2 separate regions of the Homo sapiens genome follow, and region 1 is linked to region 2. Evidence: read pairs that join two places in POLR2A ChIA-PET (ENCODE). Cell type or tissue: A673. All regions are shown on one strand. Links, peaks and the distances in the headings refer to the core of each region. The heading gives the core; the rest is flanking DNA.

The links. ChIA-PET counts read pairs that join two places held together with the same protein. Peaks named below come from ENCODE experiments on the same cell type or tissue, not always from the same donor. Only the 100,000 strongest peaks of a DNase experiment are listed, where the experiment ranks them.
Region 1: POLR2A ChIA-PET joins it to region 2 with 6 read pairs; 2 of 35 experiments call an interaction of 5 or more read pairs at or near these places.

The regions. Positions count from the first base shown.
Region 1 is chr5:65,139,559-65,144,942 of GRCh38, forward strand. No RefSeq gene overlaps it. Among named protein-coding and RNA genes, the nearest start is that of ADAMTS6, 340 kb to the right of the region's middle. In A673, for the core only: no CTCF peak of the experiment used is centred there; DNase peaks (open chromatin) are centred at 2,203 and 3,253.
Region 2 is chr5:65,044,982-65,050,365 of GRCh38, forward strand. No RefSeq gene overlaps it. Among named protein-coding and RNA genes, the nearest start is that of CWC27, 280 kb to the left of the region's middle. In A673, for the core only: no CTCF peak of the experiment used is centred there; no DNase peak of the experiment used is centred there.

The DNA.
Region 1 (5,384 bases), core at 282-5,281, 95 kb after region 2:
CAGATTAAGCCCAGTACCCATTAGTTATTTTTCCTGATCCTCTCCTTCCTCCCTTCCTCCACCCTTCAGTAGGCTCCACTGTGTTTTGTTTTCCTCTGTGTGTCCATGTGTTCTCATCATTTAGCTCCCACTTAAGAGTGAGAACATGTGGTATTTGGTTTTTGGTTCCTGCATTAGTTTGCTAAGGATGATGGCCTCTAGCTCCATCCATGTTCCTACAAAGGACATGATCTTGTTTTTTTATGGCTGCATAGTACTCCATGGTGTATATGTGCCACATTTTCTTTTTCTTTTTTTTTTGAGACAGAGTTTTGCTCTTGTTACCCAGGCTGGAGAGAAATAGCACGATCTCGGCTAACCGCAACCTCCACCTCCTGGGTTCAAGGATTCTCCTGCCTCAGCCTCCCGAGTAGCTGGGATTACAGGCATGCGCCACCACGCCCAGCTAACTTTGTATTTTTAGTAGAGACGAGGTTTCTCCATGTTGGTCAGGCTGGTCTTGAACTCCTGACCTCAGGTGATCCACCCACCTAGGCCTCCCAAAGTGCTGGGATTACAGGTGTGAGCCACCACACCCGGCCTATATGTACTACATTTCCTTTATCCAGTCTATCATTGTTGGGCATTTAGTTTGATTCCATGTCTTTGCTATTGTGAATAGTCCTGCAATGAACATATGCGTGCATGTGTCTTTGTGGGAGAATGATTGATATTCCTTTGGGTGTATACCCAGTAACGGGAGTGCTGGATCAAATGGTATTTCTGTTTTTAGGTCCTTGAGGAGTCGCCACACTGCTTTCCACAATGATTGAACTAAGTTACACTGTCACCAACAGTGTATAAGCATTCCTTTTTCTTCATAAACTTGCCAGCATCTGTTATGTTTTGATTTTTTAATAATAGCTGTTCTAACTGGTGTGAGATAGTATCTCATTGTGGTTTGGATTTGCATTTCTCTAATAATCAGGAATATTGAGCTTTTTTTCATATGCTTGTTGGCTGCATGTATGTCTTCTTCTGAAAAGTGTCTGGAGGATCATGTCCTTTGCCTACTTTTTGATCGGGTTATTTGTTTTTTCTTGTAAATTTGTTTAAGTTCCTTATAGATGCTGGATATTAGACCTTTGTCAGATGCAAATTTTGCAAATATTTTCTCCCATTCTGTAGGTTATTTATTCTGTTGATAGTTTCTTTTGCTGTGCAGAAGCTCTTTAGTTTAATTAGATCTCATTTGTCAATTTTTGCTTTAGTTGCAATTGCTTCTGGCATCTGCCCATTGCTACGTTCAGAATGGTATTGCCTAGATTGCCTTCTAGGGTTTTTATAGTTGTGGGTTTTACATTTAAGTCTTTAATCCATCTTGAGTTCATTTTTGTGTATGGTGTAAGGAAGGGGTCCAGTTTTGATCTTCTGCATATGGCTAGCCAGTTCTCCCAGCACCATTTATTGAATAGGGAATCCTTTCCCCGTTGTTTGTTTTTGTCAGCTTTGTTGAAGATCAGATGCGTGTAGGGGTGTGGCCTTATTTCTGGGCTCTTTATTCTGTTCCATTGGTCTATGTGTCTGTTTTTGTACCAGTACCATGCTGTTTGGTTACTGTAGCCTTGTAGTATTGTTTGAAGTTGGGTAGTGTGATGCCTCCAGTTTTGTTCTTTTTGCTTAGGATTGCCTTGGCTATTGGGCTCTTTTTTGAATTTTAAAATAGTTTTTTTTTTAACTATTTTAAACATACGCATTTTAAAATAGTTTTTTTCTAGTTCTGTGAAGAATATCGTGGGTAGTTTGATAGGAATAGCGTTGAATCTATACATTGCTTTGGGCAGCATGGCCATCTTAATGATATTCTTTGTATACATGAGCATGAAGTGTTTTTCCATTTGTTTGTGTCATCACTGATTTCTTTGAGCAGTATTTTGTAGTCTTCATTCTGGAGATTTTTCACCTCCCCAGTTTTTATGTATTAATACCACATTTTCTTTATCCAGTCCACTATTGATGGGCACCTGGGCTGATTCCAAGTCTTTGCTATTGTGAATAGTACTGCAATGAACATATGAGTGCATATGTCTTTTGGCAGAATGATTTATATTCCTTTGGGTACATACCCAGTAATGGGATTGCTGGGTTGAATGGTAGTTCTATTTTTAGTTCCTTGACAAATCTCCAAATTGCTTTCCACAGTGGCTGAACTAATTTACCCTCCCACCAGCAGTGTATAATGTTCCCTTTTCTCTGCAGCCTCACAAACACCTGCTATTTTTATTTATTTTTTTAACAATAGCCATTCTGACTGCTATGAGATGGTATCTCATTGTAGTTCTGATTTGCATTTCTTTAATAATCAGTGATGTTGATCTTGTTTTCATATGGTCGTTGGCCATTTGTCTGCCTTATTTTGAAAAGTATCTGTTCATGTTCTTTGCCCACTTTCTAATGGGGCTATTTGTTTTATGCTTGTTGAATTATTTAAGTTCCTTCTGGATTCTGGATATTGGACCTTTGTCAGATGCATAGTTTGCAAATATTTTCTCTGAGGGGGAGAAATTTAAACATTACTTTTAAGGTTAAGTTTTCATCTTGATTTAGGGACAATCAACTCCAACAGTGTCCATAACCATAGCTGTCATTGCTAAATTTGGCAAATAGGAATTCCTGGCCACCCATGGAGCCTTTAAAAGCTGTTTAGAGGGGCTGTGCATTAAAAAGGTTCTTTCCGGGAGAAGAAGATATAAGGATTGTGGACTTTAAGGCAAGTTTCCGCAGAAATGTTAGGGAAAAATGTTTGTGTCTTGAGATATACATATATATATAAAATTTTTTTTAAAAAACTCATGATGGGAACTCAAACTTCAAAGTTAAATAAAGGAGTAATTATCCTCTCCAAAAGAGTCACTCTTGGAATTCCTTAAAATAATAGTATTCTCCCCATAGGTTTAAGTATTTGTTTACATATCATTAACAACTTCCTTGAAAACTCTGGAAGGAAAGCAGGCTGAGGGAGAAGACACTCAATGCTGGAATGTCAGTTGGTGCACACAGTCAATTAAGGATCAGTCAAAAGACAGGCTCATTTTGGAATTCTCATGTAAGTAAATGGGAAATGATTCAAGCTACAGAACTTGAGCAAACACACAGTAGTGTGAAAAGGGCACATCGGTATGGTCCCATCTCCCCGACTCTGTAGTCAGGAAGCAGACTCGGGGGCTTGCATGCTCCACAGTGGCCTCATTAAAGTTGCTGACAGACTTCCCTTAATTAGTCCCTTGGGAAGGAGACTTTGTACTCTAGGGACTCTAAGAAAGAGAATCCTGTAAGGATAGCTGTTTGCTCATTTCCAGTTTCTGGAGAAGTGGTTTGTTTTCCTGGCTTTAAGGGTTACTCAGTCCTCAAAGAATGTCAGAGATCTTTCTTTACCCTGACAGAGAGATATGCCATTTAGGTGGTTCAGGTTCCAGCTAACTTTAGAATTGGAAATAACAGTACATTTAATGAAATGTTGTATTATATGAATTTTAAGTAGAATAATGAAGACATCCTAATAATTTTTAGACAAAAACACCAGGATTTTTTTTTTTTTATCCAAATGAACAAAATCCTTTAAAGGTCACTTATTCAAAGCATATTTGGAATACCTTTCATGGTATTACCTTGGGTCAGTTTGTAAGACACATTTGGGGCCATAATGATTATATGCAAATTACTTACCAGATTTTATTTTGAAAGAGTTTGGGCTTTTGTGAAAATCAAATTTATCCTACCCTGGGAGACAGTCTAAAAAGCAATTTTAAAACTTTCTTGAATGATGATTTTACTCTTAGAATGAGTACGGAGTGATCTCCAGTTGCTACATGGAAGGAGACAACATTCATTTGGAAAGTGGAGTTCTAATGTGTTGATTTTAGAGGCCAGTACAGGATAGTTTGTACAATTATTTCTGTAATTGTATTTAAATGTGAGATAAAATGAAACAGTTGGTCCCCCTACTACTTCCCTCTAGCAGGAGCTTTCCACATTGGTGGGGACCTGGACCCTAAGCGCATCAGGTGGGGTCCTGGCCCTACCTACACTGAGATACTCCTCAAGCTAGATGTGCCCGCAGCTTATTATCTTATTTCATAGTTTCAACATAGAGTCTCTTTTAAATCTCAAAATAAAATATTTAATTTCTCAGTTTTGCTTTTTTCCTATTCTAAACTTCATGAATAGAATTATTTCTTATTGCAATTAGCCTGGCTGTGATAACATGGATGTTGCTACCCTCTTTCATTCAGCTCATATTATATTTTAGCCACTTCTGTGGGTGCTTTTTCAGTATATCCAATCATGCTCCTGTGGTTGTTATTATCTGGGCACCTAGCATGGTCTCCCAGATAGCATTTTGCTGAAGTTGGGATGTAATCCTTTTTTACCTTCATATTTATTATAGATACATAGCAACAGGAGAAGATTTTTATTCTAACAATAATACAAACAAGAAACAGGAACTAAAGTTCTATTCATTTACATAACATTAATTTGAATGAGTAAAAATAAAATACCAAAATTGATGATATTGAAAGAAGTATTCTCTTGTTTATTGCCTCTGGGCCACGAAACAGGTTTATGAGTGCATTTAATACACAGTGTATCTACCCTTTGGCTTTCCTTCTCCCTAGTCCCTGAGTGACCTGGCTCAGGGAGAAGTTGGGGCACAGAGGCAGAGGCACAGGAGGGTCCATCTTGCCAGGATGAATCAGGCCAACGCAGCTGCTGGCCTGGGCACAAGCGTGGGTGGCCACCTGTGTCTCCCCAAACAGCTGTTTGGTAGAGGGCCAGCCAAAGCCCCGTTGGTGGGGTGGAGGCAGGCAGCCAGTTGGGCGGCCAATACATTCTGGCATGGGCTGAAAGAACACCTGGTTCCACTCTGTGGACCCACCACAGAAGGTCAAAGAATGTGCTTGCTGGCGGCAACCTGATGGCCCAACTTTTCAAGCCCTGATGGTCTTGCTGTGATTGAAACAGAAAGAAACTCACCTTTCTTCCTTATAATGTATCCTAGAGCCAACATGGAAATCATTCTGTTCCAGTTATGTTGAAATAGGTCAACTAGGCCATCTGTCTGGCACGTCTGGAAATGGTGCATTAGACTATCAGGCAGGGATAGGCTGCATGATTTACGACAAGGTATTTCAGGGGAGATGAGAGCTCCCTACGCTGTGTTTGGTTGCTAACTGCCATTGAGACATCTTCCATCCTAGAATGTTTCTGACCTTCCTTTTCCTCCTCTTGCCATTAACTCTTAGAAACCACTTTAGGTCCCCACTTGTAATTCTGTTATCACACACTGAGATTCCCATAGTCAATACCACCAGCTACCAAGACGGGAACCCAAAGCTCCCTGTTCC
Region 2 (5,384 bases), core at 91-5,090:
GGTGAGTCCTCCAGCCTGTGCTCTAAACCCTCCCTCTTCCATCCACCATCACCCTTTACTCCTGCACTTCCATCTGCTCCTTCCTCTCACATATGTTTATGCTGAAATACCTCTTCCTGAAAAATAAAATTTACCTCAACTGTGGCTCCTTATAGCAGTTTTCTCTTCTTCCTTCTCAAATAGTGGCCTGAGTTTATTCTTTCCTTTCCTCACCTCTGTTCCTTCCCCATAGAACACACCCTGGCCTCTACCTTTGCCACCATTGAAATTACCTCTGTTAAGATCACCAAGAACTTCTTAACAGCTAACTCCAGAAGTCCTTTTTATCTGGGCTACCTGCAACGTATGACTTTGCTCACCACCTCCTCCTTACAACCTCTCCTCTCTTGGTTTCTGGGCCGTGGTACTTTCCTGCTTCTCCTATCTCAATCTATCTTCTGAGGAAATTGTCTCCATTTCTTGATGTTTCCTAAGGTTCTATCTCCAACTCTCTTCTCATTGCAATCTACACATTTTCTCTGGGCAATCTCAACTGTGCTCCCTATTTCAGATACTGCCTTCACCATTTGTCTCCACCCATTGCACTGCCTCTTGTTAAAGCTCTGTTCTCACCAACCCCACTCTTATACTTTCTACTCACTTTTTTTTTTGAGATGGAGTCTCGCTCCGTTGCCCAGGCTGGAGTGCAGTGGCATGATCTCAGCTCACTGCAACCTCCACTTCCCGGGTTCAAGCCACTGTCTTGGTTCAGCCTCCCGAGTAGCTGGGATTACAGGTGCCCACGACCACACCTGGCTAATTTTTGTATTTTGAGTAGAGATGGGGTTTCACCATGTTGGCCAGGCTGGTCTTGAACTCCTGACCTCGTGATCCACCCGCCTTGGCCTCCCAAAGTGCTGGGATTACAGGAGCGAGCCACCACACCCGGCTCTACTCATTCTTGAAACCACTCTAATTAGTCTGTCATCCCTACCACGCCATCTAAACTGCACTTGTCAAGGTCCCAGCAGCAACCTCCACGTTCCAGTGGTCAGTTCTTAGAATCTTTCTTTACTCAATCTCTTAGCAAGATAAGAAATGATTGGTTACTCCTGGCTGGGCGCGGTGGCTCATGCCTGTACTCCTAGCACTTTGGCAGGCCGAGGCAGGTGGATCACGAGGTCAGGAGTTCAAGATCAGCCTGGCCAAGATGGTAAAACCCCATCTCTACTAAAAATACAAAAAATTAACCTGGTGCAGTGGCAGGCACCTGTAATCCAGCTACTTGGGAGGCTGAGGCAGGAGAATCGCTTGAACTCGGAGGGTAGAGGTTGCAGTGAGCTGAGATCGCACCACTGCACTCCAGCCTGGGTGACAGAGTGAGATTCCGCCTCAAAAAAAAAAAAGAAATGATTGGTTACTCCTTCTGTTTTGAAACTACTTTTTTTTTTTGACTCGTGAAACACCACAGTCTCCACAGAAAGAGCTAGTTTTTATCAATGAGTAAAAGAATACCAGGAGACTTGGTATTCTTTTATTCATTAATAGAAATTAGTTCCCTCTCATCTATTCAAATGCTACCCATGGGCATGACCAAAAGTCTCAGTCCTAAGTCTTCTTCTCTATCCACATTTACTGTCTGGAGACTTCATCCAGTCCTGTGGACAGGTGTTCCCATCCTGTCCTCCAGTGACCTCACCTGGTTCTGTGTCTGAATACTGTTTCTGAATTAATGATTTCCAAATTGATAACTCTAGTCCTAGCTTTTCAATTTTGGTGTCTCATAGTCATTTTCAATTAATATTCAAGCCAAAATATTTGATTTCCACTACCAAGCCCCAGTCCTGCCCTCACCCACCTCATTAAATCACACCACTGGTCACCTAGTTCTTAGGCCAAAACTTGGGAGTCATCCTAGATTTCTCTCTTTCTAACACTCACAGTAATTCCATTGGCAATCCTGTTGGTTGCACCTTCTAAAGATATTTGGCATTCAATGATTTCTCACCACACCACTGTTTTCATCACCTTCTGAGTCTAAGCCACCATCATCTTCTGCCCAGATTAAGGTACTAGCTTCCTGACTGATCTACCTTCTTCCACTCTTGCGACCCCCAAAGACACCACAAGGCAGCTGTGAGAGTTAAAAGAATAAGTCACCTCATTTCTGTTCCTGCTCAGAGCCCCCTTATGGCTTCTTACGACACTTAGAATGAAATGAAAATTTCTCATGCTAATCAACTATATAGACTCTGTGTCATCCGGTCCCTGCCCACTTCTCCAAGATTATCTTCTACCACTATCCTCTTACTCCACTCTGGCCACATTAGCCTTCTTGCTCTTCCTTAAACACCCTCAGCTTATTTTTCTCTTTGCATTTGCTGTTCCCTTTGCTTAGAATGTTTTCCCATGTCCTCAAAACTTGGCAGGGCTCACTCCCTAATTCTGTTTAAATGTCACCTCCTCAGAGAGGGATTCCCATGGACACTCTTTCTAAAACAGCTGTTTTAACCATCACCCTTTATCTCTTTATTCGGCTCCGCTTGTTTGTTTGGTAGCACTTATCACTCTCCAGATCATTCTTTTAAATTGTTTACTTATTTCTGATTTATCCCATTAGATCGTAAGTTTTATGTAAGCAGGGATCTTGTCTTACTGTTGTTTCCTCAGTGTCTGGACCATTATAAGTACTCAATTAATGTTAATTAATAGGTAAATATATTCTGACAAGTCCAAAATCTGATTTTAGCCCTCCTTGCAGATATCAAGGTTCGTATTTTTCACCACCTTTGACTCATATGTTCCCAAAGAAATTCAAACTCAGTATTTCGAAAACTGAGTTTTCCCACGCTCTCCCCTAAGCTGCTCCCATTCTCTCTCCTAAGCTGCTCTTTCCCACTCATTCCCAAGCTTACTTAGCAGCGCTATCATGCACCTAGGTACCTGAGAAAGATATGGATGTTCTAAATTTCACCCTCTTCCTTACTCCCAGTTTATCTCCAAATGCCATCATTTCTACTTGTATCAGATCATGTTCTAAGTTGCAGAAAACAAAAGTCATTCTAGCTAACTTAAGAAAAAAAAAGAAATGTATTAATTTATTAGGTAGCATGTAGAATCTTCAGGAAAGTCCAAGGGCCTGACTTGGATACTTTCCAGAGAGGAACAATGCCGAAGTCACCCTGCCAGGCTATCCAGCAGAAATCCTGCTGCTGCCACAGACTGCATGCCAACTCTGGGGTGAAAAGTGACTGCTAAGACTATTGTGCCTCAAAACTCACACTCACAAGGATGGTAGTGTCTCACTACCATCCTTGTTCAGAATGAATTCCATGCAATATCTTCTTCACATCCTTCTCTTCCAAATCAAAGTCCTGATGGTGTCTGATGGGCAGAGCTCAGGTCACACACTTGCACCCTCCTGCCAGGGGTGAGAAAATGAGTTTCTCACTTCTTCCTTGAGGAGGACGGACTGTAATTGGGAAATTCCCTAATGATAGAAAGGGTGTTCAAGAAATACCCAGCAGTTACAAAGCATCACAGATGTCAACTGACACTATCTTCTATTTACCAAGTCCACCCATGCCCCCACCACTGACTCAGTTCTAGTCTTTATAGTTTGTCATCTTGACTAATGTGGTGACCACCTCCTATCTGGTTCCTCTGCCTCTTTTCTCCCCTCCACACCAATGCTAGAGCAGTATGTCCAAAAGCAAATCTTACCATGTCACTCCCTTCCTTACCACACATTATTGTAAAACAAAAGTCCCTTAAAAGCTCTTCATTGCCAATAGATGAAGTCAAACTTACTCAAATTGGCATATAAAGCTTCTTACAATGTGACCCTGGCCCATCTTTCCAGGATCCTCTCCTCTCTCACGATCCTGTGCTTCTGCTGCACCAAATTATTTGCCCTCTGCAAGTGTTGCCCACACTCTCTGGCTTCTGTTCCCTTGTTCATACTCCTTCCTGCTCCTTGGAATGGCCCTTTCCTCAACAAACTCTTACTCAGCCTTCAAAACTCATCTCAAGCATCACCTCTTCTCTGCATCTACCCTAATCCTTCACTCAAGATGTGAAACCTCCAACTAGGTTGACACTTCTCTCTGTATGTATTCTATTTTTAAAATAATGGTTAGCTTCCACATCTGTCTTCAGTACAGGAAGGAACTAGACTGTAAGCTCTGTGGAGGCAAAAACCATTGCCTTGTTTTTTTGATGGTTTGTTTGTTTTTTATTTTGTTTTGAGATGGAGTCTCACTCTGTCACCCAGCCTGGAGTGCAGTGGCATGATCTCAGCTCACTGCAACCTCCACCTCCCGGGTTCAAGAGATTCTCCTGCCTCAGCCTCCTGAGTAGCTGGGATTACAGGCGTGTGCCACCATGTCCAGCTAATATTTTATATTCTTAGTAGAGATGGGTTTTGCCATGTTGGCCAGGCTGGTCTCCAACTCCTGACCTCAAGTGATCTGCACACCTCGGCCTCCCAAACTCCTGGGATTACAGGTGTGAGCCATTGAACCTGGCCCATTGCCTTGTTTTTGTATCCTGAGCACGGCATCTGGCTCAAAGGCAGACACAATCACCTTGTATTGGATGAATAGTGATGCTGCTGCTCCTGGCAGCAGCAGCTCCATTTATGGAATACTTATTATGTGTTATGAACTGTATTAAGCTATATATGTATATATATGACTATATATTCCAACACATTATGTTACTTAATGCATATAATGATTCCGCAAGATAGGAATGATTATCCTCATCTTATAAATGGAGAAAATGAGCCCTAATGAAAATATATAACATTCCTGGTATCACATGACTAGAAACCAACTGAGCTAAAATTTGAACTTGGATTTATTTGACTTCAAAGCCAATGTATTCTTAACCACTTAACCAATACATTCTACAGTCCCCTGTGAATAAATGAATATGTGAAAGAAAAATCAATAATTGTAAAGTGTCATATTATACTCTATAGTGAGAATTATGAATTCTCTAGCCTGCACAGCCAGAGTGCTTCCTTTACTTTTTGTTATTTTACTTATTTCATTCTGTTTGACATACAGCTGTTTCTTTCCAGGCCTTAGGAAACAGTAAGCTCCTTGGGGGCAGGAAGTCGTATTTTTTCTGTGTCTTTGCCCATTTGTATCAGTTTCTGAGGGTTGCCAAAATAAAGTGCCACAAACTGGGTGTCTTAAGCAACAGAAATTTATGGTCTCTCAGTTCAGGAAGTCTCAGATCAAGGTGTGAGCAGGGCCACACTCCCTCTGAAGGTATGATGGGAGGATCTGTCTCAGGTTTCTGTCTTAGTCCACTCAGGCTGCTATAACAAAATGCTATAGGCTGAGTGGTTTATGAACAGCAGAAATGTGTTTCTCACAGTTTTGGAGGCAGGGAAA